2 separate regions of the Homo sapiens genome follow, and region 1 is linked to region 2. A link is an interaction called in ENCODE POLR2A ChIA-PET data of the cell type or tissue named here. Cell type or tissue: GM12878. All regions are shown on one strand. Links, peaks and the distances in the headings refer to the core of each region. The heading gives the core; the rest is flanking DNA. Region 1 overlaps SLAMF1 (signaling lymphocytic activation molecule family member 1). Region 2 overlaps CD48 (CD48 molecule).

The links. Peaks named below come from ENCODE experiments on the same cell type or tissue, not always from the same donor. Only the 100,000 strongest peaks of a DNase experiment are listed, where the experiment ranks them.
Region 1: POLR2A ChIA-PET joins it to region 2 with 15 read pairs; 4 of 35 experiments call an interaction of 5 or more read pairs at or near these places.

The regions. Positions count from the first base shown.
Region 1 is chr1:160,637,710-160,643,092 of GRCh38, forward strand. All of the region lies in intron 1 of SLAMF1 (signaling lymphocytic activation molecule family member 1), which reads right to left. Among named protein-coding and RNA genes, the nearest start is that of SLAMF1, 6.6 kb to the right of the region's middle. RefSeq lists an enhancer at 2,861-3,020. In GM12878, for the core only: no CTCF peak of the experiment used is centred there; no DNase peak of the experiment used is centred there; H3K4me3 peaks cover 4,700 bases; H3K27ac peaks cover 4,727 bases.
Region 2 is chr1:160,705,915-160,711,297 of GRCh38, forward strand. The region is part of intron 1 of CD48 (CD48 molecule); the gene reads right to left. Among named protein-coding and RNA genes, the nearest start is that of CD48, 3.2 kb to the right of the region's middle. RefSeq lists an enhancer at 2,811-2,880. In GM12878, for the core only: no CTCF peak of the experiment used is centred there; a DNase peak (open chromatin) is centred at 3,101; H3K4me3 peaks cover 4,911 bases; H3K27ac peaks cover 5,000 bases.

The DNA of each region.
Region 1 (5,383 bases), core at 276-5,275, 68 kb before region 2:
TCAAAACTGTCAATAGAAATCTTCAAATTACTTAGGATAGAGTTGTATAGATTAACTAGAGTACTGGGTCTTTATCAACTCAGATTTATTGTTCAGGCATCTAAAAAGCACAGAGAAGTTAAATGGCTTCCCTAACTAGTAAGTGGCAGAGTCAGGATTAGAATTCAGTTCTGCTAATTCCTCTACCAGGGTTTTTTCCACCATTGAATATACAGGATGAAGGATGGAGAGCAAATAAAAGTGATTCTGAGCTCATGAGCCCAGGAAGCATTTCAGATCATGAGGAAAACAGAAAAATCTGAGGAATGTGGAGTCAGGAAGTGATAAGCCCAGTGTTCAAACTGTGGAATCCTCTCTCTCCAAACACCCTGAGATAGTTAATAATGTCGACAGTGAGATATTACTGTATTTCTCTTTTCCAAAAAAGCTGAGCCAACAACAAGGTTAAAAAAAAAAATACCAAGAGCCTTTCAAACCACTATGAGGGTTCCTGCTGCTGATTATTTCACACCTCCTCTCTCCTCAAACCCACAACCTGCCTTTCCCCCTCCTCTCTCATGTGACGACTTTGCTTTTTGTTTCACTGAAGTATAAAATAGAAAACACAAAAAGAGAACTTCCACTTATTACCACCACTAAATCAACCTACCTACCTGGATGGATGGTCTACATTCCCACTTAAGTCGAGCCTCTTCCTCCACGGAGCACTCACCTACTTCAAGGCTTTGTTTCGGCAATTGCCTCTGTCCCTCACATTATCAGGTTTTTTTTTACTAGGTTATTTCCATCAATACACAACATATAAACTTGTAGTTTCCTTATATTAAAACTATCTCCCCTGATCCCAGGTCCATCCCCAGATACCTCTCCATTTCTGTTTTCCTTTACAGCAAAGTGCTTTAATGTGTGTTTATAGTTTCTTTTCCCATTTCCAGACCCATTTTTCCTTGGACCCACTATAAACAGGTGTTCTTCCCCACTGCTCGCTGGAACCACCTTTGTCAAGGTCACTGTCTACTCCACTAAGCCAAGTCAAAGTTCTTATCTTACTTGCTTTCTCAGGGGTACTTGACATAGTTCATCCATCCCTCCTTCAAACGCTGTCATCATTTGGCTCAGGGAACAACATACTCTCCCGGTTTTTCTCCTATCCTATATAGGTTGCCTCTGCTCAGTTTTCTTGGCAGGAGCCTTCTGCTCTTCTGGACTTCTAAATACTGGAGCATCTCAGTACTCGGAGTTCTCATTCTCATCCACACTCATCCAGTTTCTCACCCAATTGCACAGTCTGACATATTTCTGGGATGCTACAGGGTTATATCTCCCAACCAAAACCTTCACTGCACTCCCAACTGCCTACACAAGACAGGACTTGGAGGTCTAAAGGGCATTTCAAACTTAGCAAACAAACTCTTGGTTCCAGAACACCTTCTGCAAACATTATAATTCAGCCAATTTGTCAGGCCAAAACACTGGAAACATCCTTGATTCCTTTCTTTCTCGCATACTCCAAACTCAATTTTTTTTTTTCTGTGAGATGGAGTCTTGTGCTGTCGCCCAGGCTGGAGTGCAATGTTGCGATCTCGGCTCACTGCAACCTCTGCCTCCCGGGCTCAAGCAAGTCCCCTGCCTCAGTCTCCTGGGTAGCTGGGATTACAGGTGCCTGCCACCATGCACTGCTAATTTTTTGTATTTTTAGTAAAGACGGGGTTTCACCATGTTGGCCAGGCTGGTTTCGAACTCCTGACCTCAAGTGATCTGCCCGCCTCGGCCTCCCAAAGTGCTGGGATTACAGGCATGAGCCACTGTGCCCAGCCATACTCCACACTCATTTTAACAGCAAATCCTCCTGGCTCTGACTTCAAAATATGTCTGGTATCTGAACCCTTTTCACCTCCTGCATTTCCACCACCATCATCCCAGGCCTGGGTACTGCCGTCTTCTTCCAGCTGATCTCCCTGCATTCATACAATAGATGGAATCATCTTTAAAAACCATGTCCTATTTTGTCTCTCTCCTGCTTTTAAATTTCTGTGGCTTTCTAGCACCGATAGAATAAAACCATAGTCCATTATTGATATGGCTTCAAAGGCCCTGCATGCCCAGTCCGTGGCACTGTTCCAACTCCATTTCCTGCCCTCCTCTTTGCTCACTGTGCTACGGCCACACTGGCTCCTGGCTGTTTCTTAAACCCACCAAGAACATTCCTGTCTCAGAACTTTTGCTTTTGCTGTTCCTCTCTCTGAAGAATTTCTTCCCTTCCATACCTGGGTAGCTCATTCTTTCACTTTATTTTAGGTATCTGCTCAAAACAGTTTCTCCTCCAAGAGGCCTCCTCTGACCATCTATCTAAAATAGCTTTGTGTTTCTTTCTGCACTTATCACTGCATTATATTATACTGTATATTTGTTTGTTTTATTTTTGTCTCTCCCACTAGAATGCAAAAGCCTCAAGAGGAAGAACTTCATTTTGTTCACTATTTTGACCCCAAGACCTACAAACAGGTGCTATGTGCTTAGTATATAGGAGGCATTTAATAAATATCTGTTCAATGAATGAATGCTGAAAACCATAATACCTGACCAAAGCCTCTTATTTAGGTTATTAGGTTTGTCATATATATATATATATATATATATATATATATATACACACACACACACACATATATATATATACACACACACATACATATATATATACATACACATATATATATATCTGAACTTAACCATAAGCTAGTGTTCATAAAAGAAGGAGCCCATGACTCAAAGAGAGCATAGATTGTTCTAGCTGATAAGAAAGTCAGAGAGTAAAATAGAACCATCAGCTTAAGTAATGCAGCTACCTAGAAGAGACTCTTTCACAACTGACTTGTGGCTAAGATGAGCTATTGGAAAATTGGACACACTGGCCCAAATATTCTTGTCACCAAAATACCCCGAAATCCCCATGTTGCTCAGTAAAGGGCTCAGCTAATAGTAGACTAGAGATTCAGTGATTGGGGAAGAAGAAAAAGAAGTCTATCTGGGCTAAAATCTGGCCTAGAGTGATTGAAATTCTTAATTGTTGAGGAAAAGTGAGAAAGGCAATTAGGCATTTGTCTTTTAAAATATTGCGAATATATTAAGCTTAAAACAGAGTGCTCTCCCCTGCTGCTTGATGACATGAGGAACATTATAGTTATTGTGGTGGTGGTGGTTGTTTTTACATTAATATACTGGGAAGCATGTTGGATTTTCTTCCACCACACTTATGGATGCCTGACTGTCTAGATAATGTGACCCCTTTGGTGGCTACATACCTGACTTGTAGGCACAGTACCTAAAAGAGTAACTTCTTGAATCCTGAACCTAAACTTCTGTGTATAAAGAAATGAGAAAAAATTTAAAGCCATATGTGCAAGTATGAACTTCCAGACTTTTGTATAAAAAGTTGTATAGATGAGCGTATACATATTTTTCTGGGAGCACATCCATAAATGCCATCTCTTAAAGGGATCTGAGATTCAAAACAAGATTAAAAATTGCTAGCGTAGTGTTGATTTTTAAAGACCAACTTTGATAGGGAGAAAAAAAGAATAAAAAATCCCATTTTCAGGCCATAACCCATCGCCACCACTCCCCAAAATGGCTCCCATGCACTCCTTCCCCACCTAACCTTGCACACTCTTTGCGCCATGGTTGCTTTCAGAACTTGGAGTTGATTGGGGGAGGAGAAAGAGGGATATAAGAGAGGTAGGGAATAACCAAAAAAATAAAAAAATAAAAAAATAAAATAAACGAAAGAACATAGAAGGAGAAAGAGGAAGAGGAAAAGGGAGGGGTAGATGAGAGAGGCTGAGTGGTTTTATGCACACTCAGTCATGAGGAGTGGAACCAAAACTTCATCAGGAAGAGACCCTTATACCCCACAACCCACATAAAGAATGATGACGCAATACCTGAGTGTGTGAGTGTTGGGGTCTGGAGGGGGTACTTGAGATCACCCTCACATAAGCACAAGGTGGAAAAATAAGTGGGGGCTTTAAAGTGGTTCATAAAACCCCTCGAGTGGCGTCCCTGCTCCTGAAACATCCTGCTAGATGAGTGTTTTCCAGTGTGTCTGTGATTCAGCCAGCCCTTATTTACTAAAAGAGTCTGGGAGGAAACATTTGTAGCTGTTAACACCAACTCACTTTCCTTCATGGGTAATTCTACTTCGAAAAATGAGTGATTCACATGGGCCTATGGAGTTTGGTCAAAAATTATTAATAGTAGGATTTAGCCAACCCTCTCACAAGATGGGCTTCTACCTAATGATAACTCTTTTTGTTTTATTGTATTATATTTTTTTGCCTAGCCCTGACACTTTCATATGTGCTTTTAGCATCTTGCTACAGTATTCTTTCAGGTACAGAAGGAACAGAACTTACAGACCCCACAGTTCTTTTGGTAAATTTAGGCTCAGAAAGAAAAGACATCTTGTCTGTGTTTGCTTTTTAAACTGTATCCCCATCAGTCAAAGTCCTATTTTTATTATTTGGCACTGCTGGGTCTTTCTATCTTAGACTATTAGTATGTACGTTCCCTAGCCTTAGAGGCTATAACCACTCTTTATTTGCCTAGCTAACAACTTCCATCTTTCTGGTCTCCATTTTGACATCTCTTTCATAGGGAAGACTTTCCTGACTCCTGACTTAGGTTGGGTTTTCCTGTCACAGACTTCCAATGGACAATGAACGCACTCCTTCATATCATTCATCACGTGTTCAACTCTGGTTCAATGCCTGTAATCCCCCACTCTTATAAGCTTCCAAGAGTAGGGACTGTGTCTGTTTTATTCACTACAGTATCCCTAACACCCACCTGGGACATAGTAGGAGCTCAGTAAATCCTTGTTGCCCAAGTGAATTAATAAAACAGAATGGGATGAATGAAAAATGAGCAAATGACAACACAGAGTCCAAGTTCTCCTCCCTCCAAAAGCAGAATGTACTCTGATTTGCCTTTATAGTATCCCTAAGAGGTATATTATGGAAGAAAGTGGTGGGGACCCTTTTCCCCACTTGCCAGCTGAGGACATGGAAGTGCCTTAAATATAAACCCTAGGTTTCAGGTACAACAGACAACTTGCCAAGAACACTTGAAACCCTTTACCTCTGCATTTGTGCCTCCTTCTAGAACGCTCCTTCTCAAGTTCCATAAAAATCAAGCCCATCGGACCCATTTATTTGGGGCTAAGTTTTTAATATTCATTTTTATTAACTTTATCCCAAATGTGCACATGAGATATACTGGATTAGAGTTAAATTTCTTATTAAATGACTCACAGTAAATAGTAAATGCTTTGGCCCCCCACTTCCCCCTAGGATGATGTGATAAGAGCAAGGTCAATTGCTCT
Region 2 (5,383 bases), core at 144-5,143:
CCTTGAGGGACAAAATTCTCCCACATTCACCCTGGTTGAGAAGTACTGAGCTAGGTCATCTTTGGCAGACTCCCCAGGATGTCTCAGACTTACACTCAGGAAGATAGCACAATCCACTGTCTGATGACAGAGGCAGGTAGTAACACCAGACAGATCACTTATATATATATAATTTTTTTTATGGAGTTTCACTTTTGTCACCCAGGCTGGAGTGCAGTGGTGCAATCTCAGCTCACTGCAACCTCCACCCCCCAGGTTCAAGCAATTCTCCTGCCTCAGCCTCCCAAGTAGCTAGGATTACAGGCATGCACCACCACGCCGGGCTAATTTTTTGTATTTAGTAGATACGGGGTTTCACCATGTTGGTCAGGCTAGTCTCAAACTCCTGACCTCAGGTGATCCACCTGCTTCGGCCTCCCAAAGTGCTGGGATTACAGGTGTGAACCACCATGCTCAGCCAATTTCAGTATATTATGAGTGCTGATGACAGGTAAGCATACAGTATTGTATCTTTCTTCTCTCCCTCCTTAACCACCCATGTGTAACAATTCCAAAAAGGCTGTCCTGATGGTTGGCTGTAACTTCTTACCGAGAAATAAAGAAGTGATTAACTGCTGATAAAATCTTGATTTGCCTTCTTAACAATTCCACTTTTTAGGAAGTAGCTGAAGCAACCTTTTAAAAAACTACTATTTTGATTTAATTCTAACAGGAAGTATTTGGTGATATGTCTGGATGATTGGGATAAAGTAACAAAGTTGGATCTTATTCTTTTACTTTCTTAATGAACTCGCTTTCACTTTTAAAAAAAAGAAGAAGAAATAGAACCAGATCCTGTCTGTGCCCGCCCATGTTTCTAGTCTGTAGAAAAACAGAATTGTAACGGGAAAAAATTCAGATCAAAGGAAGTCATAATCCCAGGACCATAGAGTCTCCCCAGGAAAGGGAAAGGTTTTAAAGAGTAAGTTCCGGTTACTCCAATAAAACAAGACACATGGTTGGCTTCTTTGGTTTCCTCATATATTGAGAAAAATAAAAATAATAAAAACAAAACACATGGTTTCTAGTAAAACTCTTAAGGAAGAAAAGAAGATGAGTGTTAAGGATGTGGAGACAGAGTTACCTGAAGCTCTCTCATAAGATTAAATATTTAACAAGCCTGTACAACCCTTTTTAGGAAGTAATTTTGCAATAGCTACCAAGACCTCAGGTTTGTGTCTTGGTGAGAAGCTGAGCAGGCTACTATTTTTTGAGATGGGAACTATAATGAGTTCAGTGGGCAACACTGCAATGCAATCTGAAGGTGAGGAAGGAGAAACAATAAAAATAGACTCTTCTCTTCAGACGTTGCAATTTGAATGGGAAAAAGAATGGTAGGGCGGTATGTAAAGGGTCATGAAAAAGTAGAGAGTATTTTGTTTTTGTTATTCAAGTAGGGAAAGACCTAAGCTATGGTAGGCCAAGGAAAGGATTCAGTGGAGGGAAGACATGAAGAGAAGGGAGGTGATTGACGAGCCTGGGCTAGTGGGACTCAGAGCAGAGTTAGTGGCACAGGTCTTGACTGGGAGGAGGGACACTTCATCCTCTGAGGGAAAAGAGAAGGAGGAAAGACAGCTGGTGGTGGAGAAAAGTTACCAGTTTGAAGATAGTGGGCAGGAAGTTGAAGGGCTTCCTGCCTAATGGTCTCTAGTTTCGATTTCTTCTGCAAAGAAGGAGGCACATGCTTTGCTGAGAGGGCAGAGGACTGAGGTAAGGGGCCTTGAGGATAGGGTGAAAGTTTGAAATAGCCACTGTGGGAAATGGGAGAAAGAATTTATCAGGGCCAGTAAGAGCTACTCTGAGACCCCAGCTTGACTGAAACAATGACTCAAAATTTATTCCTTCCTTCTTTCCTTTGCTCCCTCCCTCCATCCACCCATCCCTCCATGCATACATGCGTACATGAACTTCCTCATGTATTCACTCATCGAATAACTATGCAGTAAGCAGTTACTATGTGCTTGGCTCTGTAAGGGTGCAATAGATAGATGTGGCTCCTTCCCTTGAGCTTCATTCCAGTGAATCAACAAAATTAATCAGATGATTTCGCTATTGGTGATAAGTGTTAGGAAAAGGAAAATACGGAATGCTTAGAGGGCATATAAAAGGGAGCACCTCACTTGAATTTGGGGGTTGAGAATGGCTTCTGTACGAGGAATTAGCCTAAGTGGGATGAAACCAGGGAAAGATGACGACTGGGGGTAGTGAATATTCCAACAAGAGGGAAAAAGAATCAAACGCCCAGAAACACAAAAATGAAATTCATTTGCGGAGTAGGAAGTAGCTCACTGGCTAGGACATAGACTAAGGAGGGTAGCAAGTGAGCTCATTATGAAATGTGAACTTTAGGCTCACAGCTTCTGCTTTCTCATTTCCCACAGTGGCCACTAAAGATTTTAAGCAGAAGAGTGATGCAAACAGAGAACCATTTTAGAAAATGTATACCGACAGCAGGGTAGAGAACAGGTTAGCTAGAGAGAATGCAGTAAATAGAGCAGTTAGGATAGTGGATCATTGTGGAAATTGGTGATAAGAGAAAATGGTGGCTTGATCTGAGATAGGTAGCATGGGGCTGGATGGAATTGGACATATTTGAGAGATATTTTTGAAAGTAGAATTAACAGGACTTACTCATTGGGCATGAGAAGCAAGGGAGAGAAAAGAAGCAAGGATGACTCCTAGAATTCTGGCCTGAGCAACTAGACAAGTGGAGATGTCATTTATAGAGGTGGGGAACAGTGGAGGAGCAGTAGGTTTGGGGGAAGAAGGATTGTAGTATTTTTTTTTAAGTCTGTAAATTTTTTGATGGTCCTCTCATCAAATGATGGACTTTGTGCCCCTTCACCTTGAAATTGAGTAGGCTCGGTGATGGCTTCAATGAATGGAATACACCGGAAGTGTGACCTGCAAAGCTAGCTTAGAAAAGACCATGCAGCATTTGCCTATTTCTCTTGGGACACCAACTCTGGGAGGCTTCTGCTGAGTGGCACTAGCCACCCAGCACTTTGAGCCTCCCTCTGTTCAGGCAGTAGCCCTGTGAGTGAAGAGCCTTGCATGACTCTAGGCCACACCATGATCTGATTGCAAGCACATGAAAAGCACATGAAAGTGAGACAGGATGAACAGTCTTCCCCCAAATCTGTGGGCAAAGTAAATCATTGTTATTATTTTAAGCCACGGTATTGTGGCAGCTTGTTAAATAGCAATACATAGCGGAAACAGAGATGATGACTTAAGTTTTAGACACGTGTCTGGAGAGTCTAGAGAAGATGTTTAAGAGACAGAAGTTCTGATCTTGGGCTCAGGAGACTGCTTGGGGCTTAAGAATTTACTGATGCTCTTCCCAGGTTTTCATCTGTATCGGATTCCGCATGTGTCACAATTGCAAAGCAATTGCACATTTTTTATTTTATTTGATCTTAATAGCAACCCCTTGAAGAAATGAGGAACAGATTATTATACCCATTATGGAGCTGAGGAAGCTGAGGCTCAGGAAGCTTTAATGACTTGTTGAAAATTCCACAGCATGGAACCCAGATAGAACTAGGTCATCTCATTTCTAGTACAATACTCTGTCTACTTCATCCTGCTAAGTGTTGTGGACAGATGGGGAATTGGGTAGTTGTGGAGCATGCCCTAAATCATTGCCTTGAAACCAAAGAACTGAGAAACCCAAGTCTGAGGAGAGAAGGAAGAAGAGAGCTAAGAGTGCTTCTCAAAGTTTTCCACAGAAGCATCCCTTACGGCAGAGGAGAGAACTACTTGCACTTCTCAGGAAGATATGGATGTGTAGTCCAAAAGGAAGTTTTTTGAAGTTGTTCATTCATTTGTGTAACAATTATTTATTGAGCACATGCCACACTCCAGGCCTGTGCTAAGTTCAGCAGCACAACACTGCACATGGTTTCTGTCCTCAAAAAGTTCAAGGAAACAGATGATCCACCAAGCAATTCACAAACCATAATCTGGAGCCTGAGGTTCCCATCTAACCATGCCTTCAGAACACAGTCACAGGCAGACAGTCCAAGAAGAAGTCACATAAAAACAGAAGCCTAAAAGAGAGGCAGGGAGAGGGCAGGAGGGAGAGAAATCTAGGTGGAAAGAAGGCATGTACATAAGCCCAGAGGTAAGAGAAAACGCCTCTTTTAAGGCAAACAGTAAAATTAAGAGATTTAGACACATTGACCTTCACCAAGATTCCCTCGCCTTAGTCTAGGAAAGGTATAATCATAATAGAATGGTTTGGAAGTTAGACCTGTGTGCCCTTAGGAGAATTTCTTAATCTCTCTGCAAGACAGTATTCTCATCTGAAAAATGTAGATAATAATAGCCACCTCACTATTTTCTAATGAAAGTTAAATGAAAAAGTATGCAAAAGGCCTAGCACAATGTCTGACACACAGTAAGTGCTTAATTTGTATTTTACTAACCCAGGTTATAGCCCGGGTGTTATAACCCAGGTTTACTAACCTCATCAAAACCAATATTATCCATTCAAAGGATAACATAATCAGGTGTGGTCTGATTGTTTCAAAGAAGAATAAATGACCAAGATGAAGCCTAGAAAAGAAGTCAGAGAAAGGTCAACTGTCAGGATGTTTTCAGTATGCCTAGAGAAAGTCCTAAAATATTCCAATTCTCATTGGCAACCCTGCTTTTCCCAATAGTTAGATGAATACTTCACATCAGCCCCCAATCCCAAGGTCATACCAATGTCCTATGCATTGAGTCAGGCCCACAGAACCTATATAGCCGTAGACTCACACAGTCATGAACCAAAGGACTCTACCTGAGAGGTAGAATATGTGAGAGACCGATCCTCCACACATTCTACCTCATCTCCCCAAAAGTTACAAACTATCATCATTTTATGCCACAGTGTGACTACCACATGTTTGTTGATTTTTACTGTTTTACTCAGAGTGGTGAGCATTAAAGCCCTTTAAATTAAAAAGACTTGAGTATTTACTTGGGGGAATAGCAAGAAAGTCAAAGGTTTCACTGCTGTTTCTCAGCTGGCATAAGAAGAGAGGTACTGGATGAAGAAAGAGGGTGAGGCAGCTCTAACAGGAGAAGGAAAGTTAGCTCAGCCCTTGGTCACACACCGGGGACCGAACAGGCTGTGGCAGAGGAATGGACCTTAACTCTTAGCAATCAGATGTGTTAAGGTTCCTTTGATGCTGAAGCACTTCCAGCCTCTTCTCAGACCCTCATTCAGAGACCCCAGACAGCAATCCTTTCCAAGCTTTTCTTCCTATAATTTTGATCTATCTTTTCTTTGGGTCAATGACAATATCATTTACCTTGGCTCAGGATGCAACACCTCACATATACAGAGGTCTCA